Linked DNA regions of Mus musculus: region 2 is linked to region 1. Evidence: chromatin loops called from intact Hi-C (ENCODE). Cell type or tissue: gastrocnemius. All regions are shown on one strand. Each heading gives the region's core, and the rest is flanking DNA. Links, peaks and the distances in the headings are about the cores only. Region 1 holds the start of Hs6st1 (heparan sulfate 6-O-sulfotransferase 1). Region 2 holds the start of Gm33280 (a long non-coding RNA gene).

Region 1 (11,129 bases), core at 2,046-10,045:
AGCAGATAAAGCACTGCTGTACAAATATGAGGGCCAGAGTTTGGATCCCCTGAGTCCAAATAAAAACCAGGCGGGTGTGGTGGACTGCCTGTAATCACGGTCCTGGGATGCAGATAAAGGAGATGCCCAGAACCAGGGATTGTTAGCCGGGTTAGCAAAAGTCCAGGAACAGCAGAGACTCAGTAAATAAAACAGACATCAAGGAAGATACACAAGTTGTCATCCCCTGACCTTCACATACAAACATATGCATGCTCACTTACACACATATGTGGATAATACACACACACATACAACACTCACACATACATGCAAGCGAATGCACCCATGCACAGACAGGCAAAACCCTTCTGGGTAACAGTATGTCTGCCCATGTTCCATCAAGCTATAGGAATCTGCCTTGCCCAGCCTGCCACTGTGGGACCACCAGGTAAGTCTCAGAGATGTGCCCTGGGAAGGGCAAGAGAAAGAGGGGCCTGAAATGAAGTGGCCACGGCTGGAAACAGAGCCAGTCAGGAAGGACTGTAGTCCTCTTACACAGCAGGCAGTCTCTGGGCAGGGAAGATGAGCGACTTCTTGGGGGTGGCCTCCAGCATGGAGGAGACTCTTGAGACTCTCCGGTAAAGGAAGGGACAGTCCCAGGAGCTCTGGTGGCCACAATTAGGTCTGAGTTCTTCAATCCCTTGGTAGTGGAGTCTTTTTAGAGAACAACTAAATCGCCTATGTTCTCCTTGGCAGGCCTTTGCAGGAGGGTATTACAAAGTTCTGGAGTAGGGGGTCCACCTGGCCACAGCACAATTCTGTCACGGGAGGGAAGGGAATAGGAGAAAAGGCTGTTTGGTAGAAGGTGCTGGGGACTCCAAGAAAGTACCCTTCAGACAACAGACAGTCCATGGAGCAGACGCGGTCTACGGGAACTGGTGGGCTCAGGTCCACGAGAGTGGCCCAGCTCGGCTCCCCTGGTCCCCACAGTAGCAGCTCTGGACTCAGTCCATTAGCCATGGCTTCACCAAGTCACCTTTAAAAGTTTGTCCTTAAGCAAAACCTCTCTCTGCTCCCTGCCTGCAGCCCCAGGGGAGGCTCTAAAGGCAACGTGACTGCCCCTCCACTCCTTCAGAAACAATGGGCAGACAGCCGAAGGAGAACCAGCGAAGCAAGTGTGGAAAATCCCCCAATTTTACAATGTCAACTGCTGAATGAGGGAGAAGCCGGTGTCTGTGCCCCCGCGTGTCCGCCCGCGGGACTGCACGCCGGGGATAAGGGGGAGGAGGGAGGAATTGATCTCTTGGTTCTCAGACTATAAGGACACATGATGGGTAGGGAATTATGTTCGCTGGCTTAATCTTTTCTCCAAACAGAAGTATGGTAACACGTTTTCATTCACATCCTACCACTAGCCATCCTTTTCTTTTTCCTCCGTATTAGCTCAGAGCTCTGAAGTATGCAGTCTGAGGACAAAAGTAGGAACAAAGTAGATGCAAACCCCGAGGCTGGGTACTCCCTCCAGCAAACATTTATAGGGGTTTCTCCTTTTCATGTGCATTCCTAGGACTATGGAGGGAGCCTTGGCTACCAGGGAGAGAAAAGGAACAACAAATAGAACCCGCACGAGTCCCGGTGACAGACAAGCCTCATCGACCTCACGGGCAATCCACAGCAAACCCTTGGTGTCACATTTCTGCCAGTTTTTCAGGGGAAAGAGCCTGGTGAAGACTGGCTAGTCGGGCTACAAAGCCTCACTCCTTGACCTAAGACGGGGGATTTGACTTCCGGGTAGTTCCCACTCACCAATTGCCTCCTCCGGAGTATCAAGTTGCACCTGCTGGGCTTCTTATAAATAGGGAGAGTAGGCAAAACCTTCTCTGTGAGAATTTAGGAAAGAGAGGGGCTTCCTGGCTGAGGAGGGGGCTCTTCAACCGTTCTGGCAAGAATGAAGTTTGAGGAAGCAGCTTCTCTTGATGAGATGTCAATCCCTGAGCCAGTGTGCTATGGCTACCTCTGCAGTTTGTCACAGGGACAACCACCCACTGGGTACCTATGCCAGACTCTTCTGCTCTTGTCAGACTTCCGTTTTCCCTTAGGGGCAGCCAAGCATAGGTGGGTCTCTTGGCAGTAAAGCCTAGTGCACTGACCCTCCGCTTTTTCCTCTGGCCCCGGGGGAACAGAGATGAACACAGGCTGGACGCCACACGGCCAGGGAACAGAGTGAGAGAATTTGTCTAGCTCTGGAGAGCTCTAGACCTTCGTTTTCACTTTTGTGGAACGATTGTTTTAGCTCGTTCTTGCAAGGCTTGCTAGTGGGATTGGAAATAACATAACTGCTATGTCTAGTACTGGAACAACTCTGTTTGGGATTGACCTCTTGGTAGATCCTTAGCATCTGAGCAGAACCATCAGATGGGTTAGCTGGCAGCAATGCTGTGTAAATCTGGATTGCTGTCATCCAAATCCCATGCTGGAATGCCGCCCTGGTCAACTTCTAAAGGGAGCGCCCTCAGCACACTGCTGTGTCGCCATACCTAACCAGAATAAATCATTACCAAACAGACTGCCCTTGGGTTTCTCTGGGCCAGGGGCAAAAGGCCCTGGGTGTCACCAAGGACACCTGTTGCCCTGGTTCTAGGTCATTATGTAGTGTGTTCAGGGCCATGTGGCGGTCTGACCATAGTGGTAACTTCTGCAATCTGCCTGCAAAACATGTCCTCTCTCTCTCTCTCTCTCTCTCTCTCTCTCTCTGTGTGTGTGTGTGTGTGTGTGTGTGTGTGTGTGTGTGTGTAGGACAGAGGACAATGGACAACCTTGGATATTGGATATTGTCCTTTGAGAGGTACACCTTAGTTTCTGAGACAGTGTCTCACATTAACCTGCTGCCTTATAGGCTAGACTGGCTGGCTTGCAAGCCCCAGGGATCTGCCTATCTCTTCTTCCCCAGCAGTCCTGGGCTTGCAAACACAGGCCAAGTATCCCTGGCATTTTATACCTGGGTTCTGGGTACCGAACCCAGGTCCTGAGTCATGCACAGCAAGCACTTTACCAGCTGAGCCCAGTTTCTTCACATTCCTGACAAGTTGGATATAAGTGTGTCTGCATTCTCTCCTGATCTCACCGTTTGGGAGGGCTTTCCTCTTAGCTCTTATTTGTGTGTGTATGTGGGGTGGGGTGGGGGTTCAAGACAGGGTTTCTCTGTGTAGCCCTGACTGTCCTGGAACTCTCTCTGTACACCAGGCTGGCCTCGAACTTAAGAAATCCGCCTGCCTCTGCCTCCCAAGTGCTGGAATTACAGGCATGCACCACCACTGCCCAGCTGCTCTTTTTTTTCAAGTCTTTTTTTTTTTTTTTTAACTTGCAGTCAATGCTTTGGACCACTATTGCCACCCCCTCCCCTTCTCTCCACTTTTTGACCCACCCCTTAGCAGGACAGATCCAGGGCACTACCCAGGGGTACTTGCTGTGGGCACCTGAGCCTGGCCTGGCAGTGGGAGCACCTCCCAGAGGCCACTCTGGCCTGAATCCAAACACCCAAGCCCCTCCCAGCTACCCTAGGCTGTGGAACTCTGCACAGGTCATTTCACTCCCCACCTCCAGTTGTTCTGGCCGCCTAAGTATAGCTAGGGGCCCAGTACAGAGTACAACATGGGCGACGGGACCTTCCACATGTTATAGGCTGCATAGATTACTACTAGAGCCTCCAACTTGCAGCCTAGGGCCCAGGCGACCCTCCACTACAGGCAGAGCACCAATCAAGGCTGCAGATACTGCTGCCAATGTAAAAAAAAAAAAAATCACGAAGGTTGGAATTTTAATTTTTTTCTAATGTTGGTTCACTATTTTGTTTGTTTGTTTGTTTGTTTGAGTATGACCAGGATCAAAACAGGGCACACTGGGCGAGAGGGACAAATAAAGCTTGTCCTCTGGTCTCTGCACACATTTCGGTTTATCTTCAACTGAGGGCTTTGGGTCATTGTCCCAGTGCCTCCAGGGGACTGGTGATATCCACGTAAGAGCCGGATCCATGCCCTTAACGTCTCTCTTCCTTCCCCACCCTTACTGGTAGTCCTAAACCACCTGGTGGTCCCGACTCCCAGCGCTCTCGAACTTGGAACTTCCTATCCTTCAATGTGAAGGTCAAAGCCTCCGTATTCCCGTGGGAGACAGAGAGCGCAGGTAACACAAACTACCATAACCAGAGAAGGTGAAAAAACTCGGGCTCCCAAACCCAGGACCAATGCCCAAAAGAGCCACCCACTCGTAGGCTCGGGACAACCCAGTCGCCACCCACAGGTCTGCGAGCTGGATCCAATGCCCTTTCCGTAGCGACCGGCGTTGACAGTGTGAGAGACACGCGACCCGTCGCCCAGCTCTGGCCTGTGCCTGGGCCTCCTCCGGCCCCGCCCCTCCCCCAGGGCGCTCCAGAGGCGGAGCGGAGGATCGGAGCGGGCGGCGACAGCAAGAGGCGCCGCGAGGGCGGGCCAGGGGCGGGCCGGGGCGGAGCCGCGACGAACTGCGGAGACGCGGCGGCGCACGGGGCGGTGCAGAGCGTTCTCGGCGCTGAGCTTTGCGGGCGGGTGCGGGCGCGCGCGGCTGCGGGGCGCTGTGGCGGGGGCCGGGCTGTACGCTAGCCGAGCCGGGATCGGGGCGGGGAGCAGCCACGGCGCCGCCGAGGCCCGGGGCCCGCGACGCTGCGCACAGCCTGGGCGCCGAGTAGCCGGGCCGGGCCGGAGCGCGGGCGGCGGTGGCGGCGGCGGTGGCGGAGCAGCTGCGCCCCCCGCCCTCCCAGGCCCGGCGCCCGGGCCGCTGGCGATGGTGACACATGCGGCGGCGGCGCGCCGGCGGCAGGACCATGGTTGAGCGCGCCAGCAAGTTCGTGCTGGTGGTGGCGGGCTCGGCGTGCTTCATGCTCATCCTTTACCAGTACGCGGGCCCGGGGCTGAGTCTGGGCGCGCCCGGTGGCCGCGTGCCCCCCGACGACCTGGATCTCTTCCCCACGCCGGACCCACATTACGAGAAAAAGTACTACTTCCCGGTGCGCGAGCTGGAGCGCTCGCTGCGCTTCGACATGAAGGGCGACGACGTGATCGTCTTCCTGCACATCCAGAAGACCGGCGGCACCACCTTCGGCCGCCACCTAGTGCAGAACGTGCGCCTCGAGGTGCCCTGCGACTGTCGCCCGGGCCAGAAGAAGTGCACCTGCTATCGGCCCAATCGCCGCGAGACCTGGCTCTTCTCTCGCTTCTCCACGGGCTGGAGCTGCGGGCTGCACGCTGACTGGACCGAACTCACCAACTGTGTGCCCGGTGTGCTAGACCGCCGCGACCCAGCAGGTCTGCGTTCGCCCAGGTGAGCGCCCGCTGCGGGAAAGTGTGATGGCGGGGGGGGGGGGGGGTACCCCTAAGCCCCGGGCCAGATCTGCCCTCTCCTCTCTTGGGGCCCCTTCCAGTCTGCGGGATCCCAGGATTCCCATCTCATCCTTCCCTACACCTGCCACTCCTGACCTCTGATCCCTCTTTTCACCCTCTGTTCCGTGCCTCTCCTCGCCACTGGCCTGTCTGCGCAGTGCCCAGACTTCCTCCTGGGTCACTGCCCGCTGCTCTCTGTCCACCCTACCTGCTATGCACTGCGGGCTAGCCTGAGAGATAAACCTCGGGGACTAGAGGTCCAGGCTTGGCTCTAGAGGCAGAAAAACAGGTGTGTCTCTGTGTGCATGTGTAGCCCGTACCCGTCTAGTACTAAAAGTGGAGCAAGAGAAATGCGGTTCCTCTTCCTGTGCACCTGTGGTATCTCCAGGCCCTCCGGTGCCTGCCAGCCTGGGGAGGAGCTGCCAGGAAAGGGGTGGGCTCTGCCTGCCGGTGTGTGCAGGTAGAACAAAGGCCCGTGTGACCCAGACTGAAGTCGGAGAGAAGGCAGCACTACCTGGCCTCCCCAGCCACAGAAGTGGAACAAAAGCCTCCAGTTGAGGACTGACTTCCCTAGAAATCTATCCACCGGCCAGGTTAGGGATAGCTGAGACCGTCAAAGCTACTTGTAAAGCCAGGGACCTCCCAGCAAGGCCCATCACTCTCCTCCTTGTCTGGGGATGTGAGTGAGGGCCAGCCCCTCTGAAAGCACTTTGTAAAGTTGAGATTGTAGCCCTGTTTCTGTTGGTGCCCAGTGATCCTCCTGGGATTACCTTCTTCCTAACCCGCCCCACCCCACCCCAGGAATTAGGGCTTCTAGCCTGCCTTTGTTTCTCTTCCATATTTGCTGTAGGACTGAACTTACAGAGGAGCTAGGAAGTGGGTGTGGACAAATTTTAACTGAAGTCGCTATTTTCCTTGGTACACTTGGGGCAGGAAGGTGCTGGCTCTCCTGTGGGGTTGGGACTCTAGGGTCCAACCAACCTGGAGCTGTTTGCATGCTTTACAGGCTGCTAGAGTTGAGTGGTAGATACACACACTGCACCCCACGCCTAGCAGTGCTCAAGCCAAGTGGAGGTATTCCATGGCCCTAACCTGGACCCAGAGTCTCCTTTCCAGGCCCTCGAAACTGCTTCCTGTCCACATAAGCTCTGCCGTACACACGTACATGTTTCAGTTCCAGGACCCATCCCAATAGTTCAGCCATGCTATGCTTGAGTCCAGGTCTGGCCATAGCAGCTGTCCACTGATCCACCAGTCAAGGCTGTGGGTGCCCATTGCTGGGCACACGCCAGCAGGCCCAGGGAAGTCCTCTCTGTCAGCAGGACGTGGGGCTTGAAACAGTGGACATGCTAATCATAGGAGGTCTAGGCAAACTGCATGCATGCTGCTCTTAGAGCTGTAGAGAGGCCAGAGCTTCGGGGTGAGCCTACCCCTCACGGACCACACTGCCCACAGATTGTAACAGAGTGAAGGACCACAGTGCCCCTTGACTAGAAGTTTATCAGAGGCTCATGATGGAAGGAACAGGGAGGTGCATGGCCCCAGATGCTGTTCACAGGCCTTGACTGCCTGCAGAGGGTGTAAGGGCCAGGGATGAAGAATGCAGGGTGGTCTACTGATTCCCCCCTCCTTGGGGGAGGGGAGGGCGGGACTTGCTGACTCAGCAACAATGGGCAATGTGGGGAGGGGCCCCCAGGGCTCGTGGTTCCAAAGCTTGTAACTGTGCCACCCAATAGGTGACACTGGGTTTCTCTTCATAGTGCTCCATTTGTTTAAGGCACTAGGTAAATGACTTCCCCTCCCCCGCCACCTCTGGCCCCCCAAACTAATCTAAGAGACTTTTATGTATTGAACTCCTGGCTGCCCCTGAGTTCCCCAGCTGACTCCCATCTGCCCAGGGACCCTGTCACTGTCAGGGTTGACTGCCTGATGGCTGGTGTTAAGTGGCACTCACTGTTACCCTTTAAGGCCCGATCCCCCCCCCCCAAGACTCCTTGCAAACTAGGGTGGGCCTTCTCTTCCTCTTTTCTCTGCCCTCAGGGTTATGGTAGAGCTTGAACAAATTACTTTACCCAGCTCCCAACCTCCTCATGGCACATCTGCCTGGGGCTGCTCTGAACTGGGGACACATCTGGGTGACTCATGAGGCCGGGCAGGTCCTCCACTCCTTCCTAGGTTTATAACTTACAAAATCGATTGGTACTTCCTGCTTCGGTAGGGGAACAGGTGTGAGCAATGCATTGGAGGTCTCTGTGGCCTCTGCCTACTACGGACGTCTCACATCTGTTAGCAAAAGCCTGCGTGCTTACAAGACCAGTCTGGAGAGACAGAAGGCTTGCTGGCTAGCCTTGGACATATGGAACTGCAGGGGATGAGTGTTACCAAGGACCATTGGCACCTGGGCCAGCTCTAGTCTGACAGTGTGACTATCTGGCTCAGAGAACTCTAACCCTGATGGACATAGCATGCCCCAGGGGTCTGGTGAAGCCCAGTTGGTGGCTCTGGGCTCAGTTTGGTGACATCATTAACAGATAGGGGTGGGAGGTTTGAATGCCACTCAGGGGTGGTACCAGCAGTCCGGACCTACTGCGCCCTCCGGGGTCCAGTAGAGAGGAAGAGGAGGTGTCTTGCATTATGGTAAGAGACCTTGAGTCTCCCACACTCCCCCTTCTGTTGTAGTGATGGTTTTCTGTGACTGAGTAGGAAGAGGAGAATCCATATTCCTCTCCCATGGTTTTGCATATGTTGGCCATCATGAATAGCTCAATCTGTGGCGACTGCAGCCAGGCCCTCTATGTGCCCACTCTTCACTGCCGCGTGATAGAACGGGAGCTTTCTTCTTCACTTCTGTAGGAAGTGTCAAGTGGACACTCCTGTGTGCAAATATTTTACACAGCTTCCGTTTTCTTTGGAAATTCCTCTGAGGGGAATATCTGAATGCTTGGCAGCTCTGGTGAGTGTCCAGGTTAGTTTACTCTTGGGGACATCCTTGCTTCGTGCTTTCTAGCCAGTGCCATCAGAGTACCCTTCCCAGCTGCCACCTCCCTGGGATCATGACTGTGGTTTTAAAAAGTTTTCTTGGGCTAGGAATGCAGCCGAGTTGATTGAGTGCTGGTCCAGCATGCAGGAGGCCCTAAGTCCTATCCCCAAATACAAACCAGATATGGGGGTGTATTCCCTACAGAGAGTGGGAGCAGCCGGGTCAGAGGTCAGGGTCATCCTTGGCTATATAGTGAATTCCAGCCTGTGTTACATGAGACTGTGTCTCAAAAGCAGCAATAACAAAGTTTTTCTTTGCTTTTCCTTTAAAAGGTAGAACCCAACTCAGGAAACCACTTTTATTTTTTCAAAAGGAAGAAAATAACTATTATTACATTTTACTTATTTAGTGTGTGCACATGTGTGTGTGCATGCATGTATGTGTGTGCATGAGTGTGCGTGCACACGTGTGTGTGCTTGAGTGTGCATGTGCCCGCCATGGACATGTATCAGAGGTTAGAGAACAACTTCTGGAATTCAGTTATCTCCTTCCACCATGTGGGGTTAAGCGATCGGGTCTTAGGTTTTATGGCTGGCATCTTTTATCTACAGAACTGTTCTTCTTACTGGTTCCCGAGCATTTTCTGTTTGCTTGTTTTGTTGTCTTTAGTGAACAAAAAGTCCTTTGTGTGTGTGTAAACCCCTGCCCTGCTCATACCTTTGAGGTGGCACAGCCTTGTAGAGAACAGGGCAGTGTCCTGTCACCCCAGTTGCCTCCCCACCGGCTTAGGGATGTGTACAGCAAGGGTCAGAGGGCAGACTGAGGTGCTGGGGGTGGGGCAGCACTTGTCCAGAGCTCTTGGTGGTGATCTCAGTTGGCCCTGTGGCTTGCTGGCAGTTTTGTCCCCCATGTGATGATTTTGATGTTTGGCCCTTTAAGAGGTGGAGCCTAGGTGATTTGGTTATTTGAGGACACCTTCCTGAAAAAGGATAGGGAGATCCCTGCTAGTTCTTAAAAGTGAATCTGGGCCTTCCTATGGATGCTCTGTGGCTTCCTGCCAGCCCTGTAACTAACCTCTCTTGCCCACGAACCTACCATGATGTCATCTCTGCACAAGGCCCTCACTAAATCTGAGCTGCTGCTGACATCATGTCCTTGAACCTCTAAAACCCGAGTTAGTCAACTTTGCTTTGGAAAGCACCCAGCCCAGGGGATTTCATTACAGCAGTGGGACACAGTGGGAGAAGTCCTCAACACCCACATATAGCAGCCGTGGGAACACTGGCCCGTTTAAACTCATCAGAGTGTCAAGGCCTGGGGCAGCATTTGGATATCTGTCCATTCCCCAGCCCTGTGCTTCTGCTGCCTCCTGCAGCCACAGAATCAGGCTGTATTGGCTTCCTATACCTAGACAGAAATGTACAATTGTGCTTGAAACTTGAGCCATCTATCTGGCTTACTAGAAACCACCCGACAGCCTTTGCCCCTTTGCTGCAGGGCAGGAATCAAGCCACGTCCTCTTGGCTCTAAAAAGGGAACACCGGTGAGGTCTGCTGATGGCTGCGGTGGCACATGGCATCTTCCAGTAACCTCCCCTGCATGACTGGATTGTTCCCCGGTGACTCCTTAGTGCCTGGGTACCCACGCCACCAGTATCCTGGGAAAGGTGGATGGGTAAGAGACAATGTTGTGAGACCATGGCCAACCTGTCTCCGTCTGCTTGGCGCTCTACACACTTGAGTGGGGAAGCTGGAAGCCTGTCTACACTTCCTCTGCTGTCCCTAGTGCAAAGGACTTGAGAGATGTTTCCAGAGCAGACGTGAAGCCACAGATAGTGTTGGAAGGGACTGTCATCAGGGCTCCCCACTCACCTAGTGGGTTTCTTTTTTCTTTTTTTTTTTTTTTTTTGGTTTTTTGAGACAGGGTTTCTCTGTATAGCCCTGGCTGTCCTGGAACTCACTCTGTAGACCAGGCTGGCCTCGAACTCAGAAATCTGCCTGCCTCTGCCTCCCGAGTGCTGGGATTAAAGGTGTGTGCCACCACACCCGGCACCTAGTGGGTTTCAAAAGCACAAGAGACCATGCTTTGGAGAGCAGTTAGAGAGGGGCTGGTCAGTCCATCAGGCCAGACTCCAAACTGAAGCTTTGAACATTCCCACCAGGCTCTTTCTACCCAGTGAATAACCTGTATGCCCTAGGGGCAGGTACCGCTCCCCCTCCCCCACCTTCAGGGTCTATCAGCAAGGTCATACAACTCTCCTGTAAGTGATGTGGGCAGCGGCCTCTCCTATGTGTAGGGTTTTGCCCTCTGGAACCAGGGAAGGTTCAGGCATGTTGCTGAAAGCTGGTGGCAGCAATGACTAGGGGGCCATAGAGGTACCTAGAGATAGCCTAAGTGGAGAGAGAGAGCCCAGGTGTTAGTGTCTCGTCTGCCTTAAAATTCAGGCAGGCCTGTCATTTGCTGGCTGTTGAACTTCTAATCTTGCGTGTCCCAGAATAAAATGCCCCTTCCTGCTTTAGTATTGTTCCAAGTCCCCTGAGTACAGGGTCTGTCACTTTGCAGAAACAGCTTGTATATTTCCACACAGAGAGAGCTAAAAGCCTGACCTCTGAGTGGAGAGAAAAAAACTCTCTAACGAGAGAGTTTCTGGACAGACGAGACTCTCCAGCTTCCAGATAGTTCCCACTGGAGACACAGTCTTGGTGGGAAGCTGGGGCCAGGCAAACCTGGCTTGGATAAGTCTTTTTCCCTCT
Region 2 (11,129 bases), core at 1,883-9,882, 64 kb after region 1:
TTCTGATCCTCCTGCCTCCACCTCCAGAGTGCAGGGATTAGAGATGTGGGCTGCTGTCCTTGGTTTTTATGGTGCTGGAGACTGAAGCCAGGGCTTCCTGAATCCTACACAAGGGCTCCACCACCTGAGCCACATTCCTAGCCTAGGGATTATAACTTAGCCTAGCCCTGCCCAGGGCCCTTGTTTTCATCCCTTTCCTGTTTCCCAGCAACTCTGACACATGTTCACATTGCAACAGTGTTCTAGCCAGGCACATGGGGCCAAGTGGCCATAGATTGAACCCTCTGAAAGTATAACTCACAATAATTTCTCCTCCTCCTCCTCCTCCTCTTCCTCCTGCAAGTTGCTTCTGTCAGGTTGATTACAATGATGAGAAGGTAATTAATACAGGGGGCAGGTCCCATGTCCCCGTAACTCCCCCCCCCACACACACACCCACACTTCCCCTACATCCCTCCCCCCCCCCCTTTTAAAAAGTAGATGTACTTAGTTTCGAGTTCACTTCACTGTGAAGGAAATTAGAATCACATTGTAGCCACCTGTAGCTGCCTCCGGTGTTTTACAAGAGGTTAAAATGTAGGCAGTGGATGACAGAGAGGGACAGCTCTGGTACACACTGACTGGATGCTGCTAACTCAGGGACACTGGAGATGGCTACTTATAAGCAGGATCTCCAGTACCATTAGTTAAGTGAGCATGTTTGACCTCCGAAGGATGCTACATTGGAAGGGAGAACACAACTGTGGACTCTGGCAGTTACTGCCGGTTTCTGGCTGCTAGGACTCCTTTATCAATCGGCATCTTGGGCCCAGGGCTGGAGGTGGATGCCTGGCTTCCTTCAACAGCTGGAGAGAAAGGCACGATCCTAGCTAACTAGTGGAACAAAAGTTGAGCCCAAGGTTCAGTGGTTACAGGAAATGAATCACCAGCTTGAGCTGCAAACTCCTTAGCTTCCTCTTTATTTATGCATTTATATGTTTCTTCTAATGAGCTGTGGCCCAAGGTCAGGAATTGGCCAGCTGTGGCTTGTCTAATCGAGGACCCTTGCAACACTGAGCTCCAGGGAACCACAGAGTGGGCTGCTCCCTGACCCTCTGTGTAAGCATAGCCTTGGTGTGTCTGCCTCTGCCTGCATTCGCTCACAACTATAATTGTTAAAATTGTTCTAATCTAATGAATGAATGAAAGACACACTGAATATGTCTTTTTTTTTTTTTTTGAGACATAGTTTCTCTGTGTAGCCCTAGATGTCCTGGAACTCACTTTGTAGACCAGGCTGGGCTCTAACTCAGAGATCCACCTGCCTCTGCCTCCCGAGTGCTGGGATTAAAGGCATGTGCCACCACTGCCCAGCCAAGGCAACTCTTTTTTTTTTGTTGTTTTGTTTTGTTTTGTTTTGTTTTGTTTTTTCGAGTCAGGGTTTCTCTGTGTAGCCCTGGCTGTCCTGGAACTCACTCTAGATGAGGCTGGCCTTGAACTCAGAAATCCGCCTGCTTCTGCCTCCTGAGTGCTGGGATTAAAGGCGTGCGCCACCACAATCAGCTCAGCTCCCTCCTGCCTCTTGGCCTCCCCCATTCTCCCTCACCCCGGCCGGGCGGCCGCATGTTAGTCACTGTTCCCATTGCCTTAACAAAGTGCCTGGCAAAAAGCAACTTAAGGAAGGAAGGGTTTATTTTAGCCCACAGTTTGATGGGGAGAGCACGGCAAGAAGTTAGGCAGCAGGCCACATTGTATCAGCAATCAGGAAGCAGAGAGAGAGGAGCACTGAGGCTCAGCTCACTGTGTCCTTTTTATTCAATGGAAGATCCAGGCCAGTGGGATAACGCCACCCACACCTAAAGTGGCTCTTCCCATCTCCTGGATTTCTAGCCTCCTCTACACCCCTCCAATGGTCCTGATCTTAGTAGCCAGGGAGGTTCTGTTACTGCAGAGCCAAGCCAGGTTACCTTTTCAATTGTGCCCTTCCAGCCCTCTGCTCCCTGGGTTGCCCAGCCTATGGCTGTAAGCCAAAGTGCCAAACATGGCCTACAAGATAGCAACAGCCTGTAAACTGTGGCTCACTGGACACTTCCTCCCACGCTCATTGTGACTCACAGCCGCCTGCTTGCTATGGTGATGCATCTGGGACCACTTTAGCCCTGGCCACAGAGATCATGCAGTTGCAGAGATAAGATAAAGCAGTTCTGTACTGCAAGTCATGAATGTACATCTCAGAGTAGGCTACGCAGCCTAGGCCAGACTACTTTCTGCTGATGATCAGCTCCAGTTGCCATCTAACACCAAGAGCAGCCTGCCCAGATGAGTCTGTCCTAAGAATTTGATCCAGTATGACCATAGCTGTTTTATCCACAGTTTATGTGTATAAGCATGCATGTACTTGCATGTGTGCACATGTGCATATTTATGTGTCTGTCTGCTTATGTTTCCATGGGTAACTGCATCTATGTGTGTACATGTGTGTTTGCTCACATGTGTATTTATACACGTGTGTGCCTGTGTTGGAGGGTATCAGACATGGTAACTTACATTGACAAACCTGCTTTTTCCCTGAACTCAAACCCTGACAGCCTCCCCAGTATGTCAGGTCTGGCCATGTGTTCTCAGGGAGGCAATTAAATGACTAAGAGTACTGAAGAAAAAGGGGGAAAAAACCCGGAAAATTGAGATTTATTCAATATATGCATTGGAAGAGGAGCAAAGAGGCTCTGTGACAGTACTTCCATGTCCGTGTGTGTGGTCCAGACACAAAGCTTAGGGTTAAATAGAGAGCAAGAGGTATGGGGAGCCACAATCGTCCCTGTCCACCCAACCCTTTATCACTGTCTGGGGAACAGTCTCTGTTGCAAAGTCTTGCAAAATTGTAACTCTTTGGCTGGCCCCGGGCCTCAGCCTTTTCCTTCTCCCAGCAGGGCTCAGCCAAAGAAATGTCAGTTTCTTGGAACCCATTCTCTTACCAATCTGATAGTTAAAGGTAGAGAGAGACAGCCAACTGTCTTTGACACAGCTTCCTTCCTGCCGGAAGTCCCTCCTGCCGTGCCTCCTTCATCTTTATATCTATAAGCAGCTGCCCTGCTGGGGCTGTTAAGTGTAAGCATAGCACCTTCAAATTTAACAGGTGTCAAATTTTAACAGGACCCTTGCCAGAGCATCCACATCCAGCCAAGGTAAGACTTAGGCTAAGGCCGTTTCTAGTTGCCAGGACCCTGTGTGCTCTGGGCACTCAGCACAGCTCAGTGCAATGCCCACAATACAGTCACTTGCCCCTGTCTCTTCCACTGGCTCAGCTAAACTTCAGGACCCATCAGCACTGCTTAAGTCTAAAAAGAATCTCGAGTGAATTTCCTTTGCTAGTTCTAGCATGGTGAGGCAGGGAGTTGCACCATAGCTGTCTGCCTGTGTGATTCCCGCTTCTCCAACAGGGATGGCCTAGCCACAGGTATGCACCCAGTCCTGAACACAAATATTGCTTTTTATATGTGCTGGGGAAAGGGCGAGTCCCACTAGGGATGGGAGCCGGGTACCCCACTCTCACTGTCACTATCTAGTATCTCAGAAAATGTCAGGCTTTAGGACCCAGAAAGCGACCAGGCTCATATGTTAAGTAGTTTGGTCCACTGTACTTAGTGAACACTGATAAGCTAATAACATTGTTGCATTAGGTGCGGGAGAAAGCTTGGGCATAGCTGAAAGAGAACTAAGATACCTGACGCATGAAGGATCTCTGAACAAGAATACTTCCAGACAGAGCGGAGCCAAATCGACCCATAGAGGTAGCAGTCAGCCAAATGGAGACTGCAAAAGACCTGGGGCTGGGGAGGAAAGAAGTGCCCTCTGGGCCTCAGTGGCTGCCAGGGTGATCTGCAATCAGCAATAAAACCCAGAGGGTAGAACCCACTGTGAAATGAGGAGCAGGCCAGACAGACTCCAAGGTAACCTGGCAAAAAACAATGCTGGGTGAGACCATGCCTGGCCGCAGATGTGGTCCGCCCTTGCCTTGTGGTCCGTGGTCAGTAGGATGCTGGAAGCTGCCAGCTGCACTGAGGCAGTGGGCTGGGACCATGGAAACGATGGAGACATCTCTAAGTACCAGTAGGAGACATGGACCTTAGGAGGGGCCTTGGGGACACACTTTAGGGCTCAGTGAGCTGAGTGGGAGTGGGGATAAGGAGATATCAGGGAAAGATAGCCTCACACAGAACTCAAGACAAATAGGAGCTTGTTTGTTTGTTTGTTTGTCTGTCTGTCTGTCTGTCTATGTGAGTTTGTGACAGGGCTCAGCCAGTACTTGCTACCAGGTCTGACAACCCTGAGTTCAATTCCTGAGAGCCACATAAAGAAGCTAAAGAGCCAGCTTTGGCAAGCTGTTCTCTGACCTTCACATGCATGCCGGGATGAATGGCAGGGACACACACGCTACCCCTCACAGAAATGTCACTTCAATTTTAAATTGATTTCTTAAGTTCTTATCTTACGTTATGAATCTTCTGTTTGCAGGTATGCCTGTGTACTACTTGTGTGCAGTGTCCACGAATGCCAGAGAGGGTGTTTGATCCCCTGGAACTGAAGTTGCAGGCGGTGGTGAGCCACCACGTGGGTGCTGGGATTTGAACCCTAGTCCTCTGGGAGGGTAGCCAGCACTCTAAACCACTGAGCTGGCTCTCCAGACCTCTAATTTATTATTTTGGTAGTTGTCTGCATTACACTAAGTTCTAGTAGGGGGCAATGGTGGACGCCTACAAGGAGGAGCAGCTGGATCCTCAGCAGGTGAAGGGCTTCCTGGACAAGAATGAAAAGCTGACTGCTCCCTGATGTCGCCGTGGAAGGAAAGAACCGCTTCAGACAGCTGCTCTCCACACACTTCCCCTCCCGTGGGTGGCACCGCGTGCCTGTGTTCACACACTCACCACATGTGCACACAACAGTAACGGCAAAGAAGGGACATCAGCCTGGACAGCTGTATCACCTACAGGACCATAAGTGTTTCTTCTGATCCAGTTGTCACTCTGAGTTGATGCCCTTTGGTGTGTACTTTATGTCTTTGGGTTTTGCCGTTGTTGTTGTTGTTGTTGTTGTTGTTGGCTCCCTTTCTGGGATGGGTGGATGTGCATATGTTGTGCCTCCCCAGGAAAAGTCTGTCACACAGCAGCCTGACAACTGGACTTTAAAGCCCAGAGCCCATATCAGGGGAGAATTGATTCCCACAAGTTGTCCTGGTGACACACAGACCATGAGACAATGCACTCCCACACATACGCGTACCCACACACAAAACACATGTCAACTAATTATGAATTTCAGAGTTTACTTTCTGATTCTCTGTTTCTTACCAAGAAAAAACAGAGGAGAATCAAAAGGGGTCATGGGAAGATATAGCCAAGGATGTACCTCTAGTGACCTTCCTCCAACAGGCCCCAACTTCTGCATTCACCAGTGAACGGAAATCTGTGCTTCTCTAATCTCCCAGGAGTCTTGGTTTCTTTTCCTGTTGCTGTGATAAAGACACCCTGTCAAAAGCAACTTAAGGAAGAAAATGTTGATTTGGCTCAAAACCCCAGGTCACAGCCCATCGAGGTGGCAGGGGGAGAGAGTAATTCACCCATGCTTGTTCTGAGCTCACTCTGTCTCATTCAGTGAAGGGCCTCCACCTCAGCCCTGAAATTAATATTTTTGTAGTTGTCCCCCACATTCAGGGTGGCCTTCCCACCTCAGTTCACTGAATTAAGAAACTCCCTCACAAGCATGCCCACCGGCTAATGTAAGCTACGTAATCCCCCAGAATCCCTTGAGAAGCCCCTCCCAGGTATTCCTGGTTGTGTCAAGTAGACTATTAAAACTCACCACATACTAGGTGCTTTTTAAAAATGTGTGCATGTGTGTGTGTGTGTTTGCACATGTGCACATATAGAGACTCAAGGGTGTTGCAGGGAAAGGGGCATCAGAGAACAGCTTTATGAAGCGGTTCATAAAGGAAAGGGTCTTTCATCTTTCCATGGGTTCCAGGGATCAAACTCAGGAGTCAGGCTCGCCTAACAGTGTGTCCCTCACTGAGCCAACTCATGGACCCTCCTGCATACTTCTTAATCAAGTTGACAAAATTAACCTCTGCAAAGGCATTCCCTTTGTTGTGGGTTTTTGCATTATTATAAGCACTGCTTCAATCTCCTTCTTTGTTCTAGGTCCTGCATGATTTTATTTTTGTCTCTTTGTGTCAGTTTTGATAGTTTTCACATTTACAGGCCCTGCAATTGTCAATGTATATACTTCTTCCAAAAGCAGGTGGCAGGGGCTGGAGAGTGGCTCAGTGAAGAGCACTTGCTGCAACTTCCACAGGACTAGAGTTCTGGTCCCAGCATCTACACTGCACAGTAGCAGAGCTACTCGTTATAGCGCTGGCTTCAGGGGAGCTGATGCCCTCTTGTGGCTTTCACCGGTACTGCAATGCATCCACTACCATAGCTCTTTGAGGAATAGGTAGTAATAACTTTTTCTACTTTTGATTATTTGAATATTTTCATTCTCTCTCTCTCTCTCTCTCTCTCTCTCTCTCTCTCTCTCTCTCTCTCTCTCTCTCCCTCTCCCCCTCCCCCTCCCCCTCTCCCTCTCCCTCTCCCTCTCCCTCTCTCTCCCTCTCCCTCCCTCCCTCCCTCTCTCGTCACCCCCCCTCCAATCAGTCTACTGAAGGCTTCTCAATTTTGACATTTTCTAGGAAGTAATTTCAGTTTCATTGATACTTATCCTTCCCTTTTGTCATTTAATAATTAGCACACTCTTGCATTTCATTAAGACATTCAGTTGGCAGTGAACTTGAGGCTTTCTCTTCCATGCTGAGGACTGACTTCAGAGACTTATGCTCTACCACGCAGATGCTCACAGCCCTCTTGGTTTATAACATGGCCATTAACAGCTAGACATTTCCCAGTTACATTTCAGGAGTTTCACGTGGTGTATTTTCACTTTAAATATACCACAGTATTTCCAAATTTCCCTTTTGATTTTTTTTCTTTGATTCATTGGAGAAGAATTTGATGTTGCCATCCAGGCACTTCAGTATCCTGAAGATCCAGTTGCTGAGGAAACTGAGGGAAGAGACCTACCACGAGGACACACAGAGACTAAGTAACCCAGCTTCACTTGGACTGAGTGAGACCCACTCCCCTTCTGACAATGCACAGTAGCCTACTGCCTTCTGCACTGACTACGTGCACACTCATCCCTCTCCAAACAGTGGATCTGGCTTCCTCAGAACCTCCTCAAACCCCTGCCTTCCAAGCACTGTGTGTACTCTCTGAAGAGTAGTACAGATTTCTCACTCCTAATGACAATCACATTAGACCGTTTCTACTTAACTTTCCTCCCAATGTATCCAGTAGGAAGAAGAGAAGCGCCGGTTTCTGGGGTATACACGCGGAGGCACATTGTGTCTGTTGAGAGACCTTGGAGGTAGACCTTTACCATCTTCTGCCTGTATATAGTTGCGCGTAAATATGATTAGAGTAAGATGCACTATGTGAAGAGGCACTCAGTATGACATACTCTACCAAACTACAATGTAACTAGCTGCGGCAAGCTCCTGTCTGCACAACCTCACTGCCTACCGTGGATGCACAACTGGGAGCCAAAGTAAAACCTTAGGTGGCTCTTGTCATTTGTTGCAGCGATGAGAAAAGTGTTAGTGTGTGGCTATGACCTTCTTTATATGTTTCTAAAAAGACAGTGTGCTGGGGGCATAGGTCATGGCAGGGCATGTTCTCGGCATGGCAGAGGTTCTGAGTTCAAGTCCCAGCACTGTGGGGGGAAACCCCAGAAAAAGCAAAACCAGGATTAGTGATGGGTGTGGGTCCTGGGGAGAACTAAGGTTGGTGGAGAGCTTGCTTAGCATGTGTGGAGCCCTGGGTTCCAGCACTTGAGGAGTAAGGGGACAAGATTAGGAGTTTAAGGCCATCCGGGCGACAGAGACTCTGAGGTTAGTCTGGGGTGGGATGGGGAGACACAGAGACAGAGAATCTAGTTTTGTATTACTGTTCTGGGAGGAACAGCTGACTAAGCGGCAGGAAACGGGGTGACCTCTCCACTGAGGCTCACGGGAAGGAGGAGGTGAGGCAGGGTGGGCAGGTTTAACCTGACATCATTTGAATGGTTTCAGCAAACACAGGACATTAGTTGCCATTCTGTGTCCAGACGAGGCTCAAGGGTGATATGGTCGGTGGTCTGGAGTGTGAGCCCAAGAGAGAAGTGGCTGAGGGATTAATTTGACCTTAACAGGCAACCCTAGAGGGCAGACCTCTAGTCAGAGCCTCCTGTTTGAATCAAATGGGTGTTAAAAAGAAAAGCTATCACAGAGCTGCCGTTAGGCCTAATGACTTGAGTTCAATTTCTGAGAGGAAAGCTAACTCCTATAAGGCATTCTCAAACCAGTGTGATGAATTCAGGATATCTCTGGTGACATGGCCTCTGCTCACTGCAGCCTTAGTTCTACACAACAATCGAACCGTGCACTGGCGACACCGAACAGAGCCAATGAACACTGCATATGAAACTTAATGATTTACGTACAGAAAATGCACCTTTAACACATGTCTACCCCTATTTCCCAGCATGCATCAACCCATCTTTGTATTGTATTGGTTGGATGTGTTGGTTCTTTGTTGGCTTAACAGTGCCTCCTCTGGCAAAGGACCCAGCACTCATATCAGGGGGCTTGCAATTGCTTGTAACTGCAGTACAGGGGATCTACCCTCCTCTGGTTGTACCTATACACACAGTACACATAAACTCACACAGGCTCACAACGCACACATATACACACAAGCTTAAAAATATTTTAAAACTGCTGCTCAAGTTGCATCTTTTAAAATTCAGAAAGAAAAGATGGGGCTTGGGAACTGGCTCAATGGTTAAAGTACTTCTTGCACAAGACGGACAACCTAGTTGAGATCTCTATAAGCCACATTACAGAAAAGGGAGATGTCAAAGGGTATCTATCTGTTACCCCAGCATTGACAGGGAAATGGGGAACAGGAGACTTTCCAGCAGCTCCCAATGGAGCCTGGCAAATACAGTGGAGAATGAGACCCAATCTCAAAGTGGAAGGTGAGGACCGTCAGCCCACTGACTTCCACATTGTGTACTGAGAGTCAGACACACACACACACACACACACACACACACACACACACACACACACACAGAGAGAGAGAGAGAGAGAGAGAGAGAGAGAGAGAGAGAGAGACACACAAAATTAGAATAGAATTTCCAGGGGTTTCTGAAAATGGCTCTAACACATCTACCATTTGTATTATGCATTATGTGAAGTGAATACCGACAGCTACCTTCAGCCCATAGCATCAAATATTTAGCTAACATTTAACTAGATAAACTAGCACATGGGCCTTATTAGTACACAACTTTGCTTTTTGTCTTAAATGAGTGCTGTGGTGGCTTGATGAGATGTTGGAAGATGTTGGGGCTGTGAAATGGCTGTCCAAGAGAGCTGCACACACGAAGTGGAGCCAGCCCACCAGATGCACGTATGCTGCAGACGGCAAGCCTGGAGGGGCAGAGGCACCTAAGCCCTTTGACACAGGACATGGGGCTAGAGAACTGAGTTCATCCTGCTGGGCTTCGGTCTTCCTTTCTGGTTCAGTATGTTCTCTGTGCGGACTCCTTCCTTTCAGAACAGTGATATATGTCCTGTACCACTGTATGGGGGAAGTCTGTTATTTGCTTTTCGGTTTTACACATCGCCCTGAGTCTCAGAAGAGACATTTGATGTTCAACTTCACGAACTTTGCATTTTTATGAGGTCACAAGACTATGGGGGAGGCCAGGGAATGGAATGCGGGTGTTGGAATGAGACACCACCGACAACCTGACACATTTGATTGCTTTCTCTGCAGTTGGCGATGCTGTGTGGGGAGTCGTAGGGTGTGTGGTCATGTCGGAGCACCTGCCTGTCACTGAGGGAGGCTTTCTGGGTTTCACTTGCCCCATTGCTAGTTTTCTGTTTCCTGTCTGCAGCTCAAAATGTGAGCCCTCAGCTTCTGCTCCAGGCTGCTGCCATGCTTCCCTCTCATGACAGGCTCTGACTCCTCTGGAACCATAAGCGCAAATAAAAGAAAGCTGCCTCGGTCATTGTGGGTTGTTTAGTTTAGTTTTGTTTTGAGACAGGGTTTCTCTGTGTGGCCCTGGATGTCCTGGAACTCACCCTGTAGACCAGGCTGGCCTGGTCATCATGATTTATCCCAGCAATATAAAGGTAACTAATACAAATGATAAAATTATGTTTATACCAGACAATGTTTTAAAATACAATGATTTACTATCAATAAATGTCTAGTGTGTGTACCTATTTTCTATACTCAGGGACACATAAAAATTCTTCAGGGGCTGGAGAGATGGCTCAGTGGTTAAGAGTACTGACTGTTCTTCCAGAGGTCCTGAGTTCAATTCCCAGCAACCACATGGTGGCTCACAACCCTCTGTAATGGGGACCGGATGCCCTCTTCAGGTGTGCCCGAAGACGGTGATAGTGCACAAACATACATGAAATAAATAAATCTTTAAAAAAACAATTCTTCAGGCAGAAGGAGCCTAGGATGAGAAAGGTTTGAGAAGCTCTGAGCTGGAGCTGAATTGGGGTAATGGTGGACACCGCCCAGATGACCTTCCAGCTAGAAAACCATCTCGGATGTCTAAGGTGACAGGTATGGTATACTCATTGTGATCATCACTGAGAGATTTATATTTCAAGCTTTCATGCTGTGAGCCTTGAGTACTCATACATTTATAATTAAAACTTGAGAATAAAGATATAAATGTGGGACACATTAAGAGCAATAAGGAATTAACAAGCGAAATTTAAGAGTCAGAGACGGGAGATCTCTGGGATTGCTCGTTAGTTTATTTGCTGGGTTCTATCAGAGAAGACTTGTCTCAAACAGAGGAGAGGACACCTGAAGAGTAGGTGCATGCACACACACACACACACACACACACACACACACACACACACACACACACACAACCAGTCCCCCCCCTAAGCAAAACCAAACACACAGCGACACAGAGCTCCCGCTTCTTTGCCAGGTTGTATTTAAGCTTCATTTCCCTGTAGAAGCTTCTGCTGCCCA

Evidence for each region. Hi-C counts contacts between places; a loop is a spot of excess contacts. Peaks named below come from ENCODE experiments on the same cell type or tissue, not always from the same donor. Only the 100,000 strongest peaks of a DNase experiment are listed, where the experiment ranks them.
Region 2: a loop joins it to region 1, with 8 times the contacts of the local background. A loop is called at or near these places in 20 of 42 quality-filtered maps.

The regions. Positions count from the first base shown.
Region 1 is chr1:36,063,848-36,074,976 of GRCm38, forward strand. Hs6st1 (heparan sulfate 6-O-sulfotransferase 1) reads left to right here and starts at 4,553. Exons shown (of 2, transcript NM_015818.2): 1 at 4,553-5,337. The coding sequence starts at 4,811. It overlaps Gm39624 (a long non-coding RNA gene), which reads right to left and starts at 2,396. Exons shown (of 3, transcript XR_865341.2): 1 at 1,789-2,396. In gastrocnemius, for the core only: a CTCF peak has its summit at 5,116 (motif pointing left); DNase peaks (open chromatin) are centred at 3,563, 4,455, 4,779, 5,093 and 2 more places; H3K4me3 peaks cover 4,808 bases; H3K27ac peaks cover 4,898 bases.
Region 2 is chr1:36,128,393-36,139,521 of GRCm38, forward strand. Gm33280 (a long non-coding RNA gene) reads left to right here and starts at 3,593. Exons shown (of 3, transcript XR_003948643.1): 1 at 3,593-3,929; 2 at 4,495-6,471; 3 at 7,020-8,829. In gastrocnemius, for the core only: a CTCF peak has its summit at 6,414 (motif pointing left); DNase peaks (open chromatin) are centred at 2,029 and 6,410.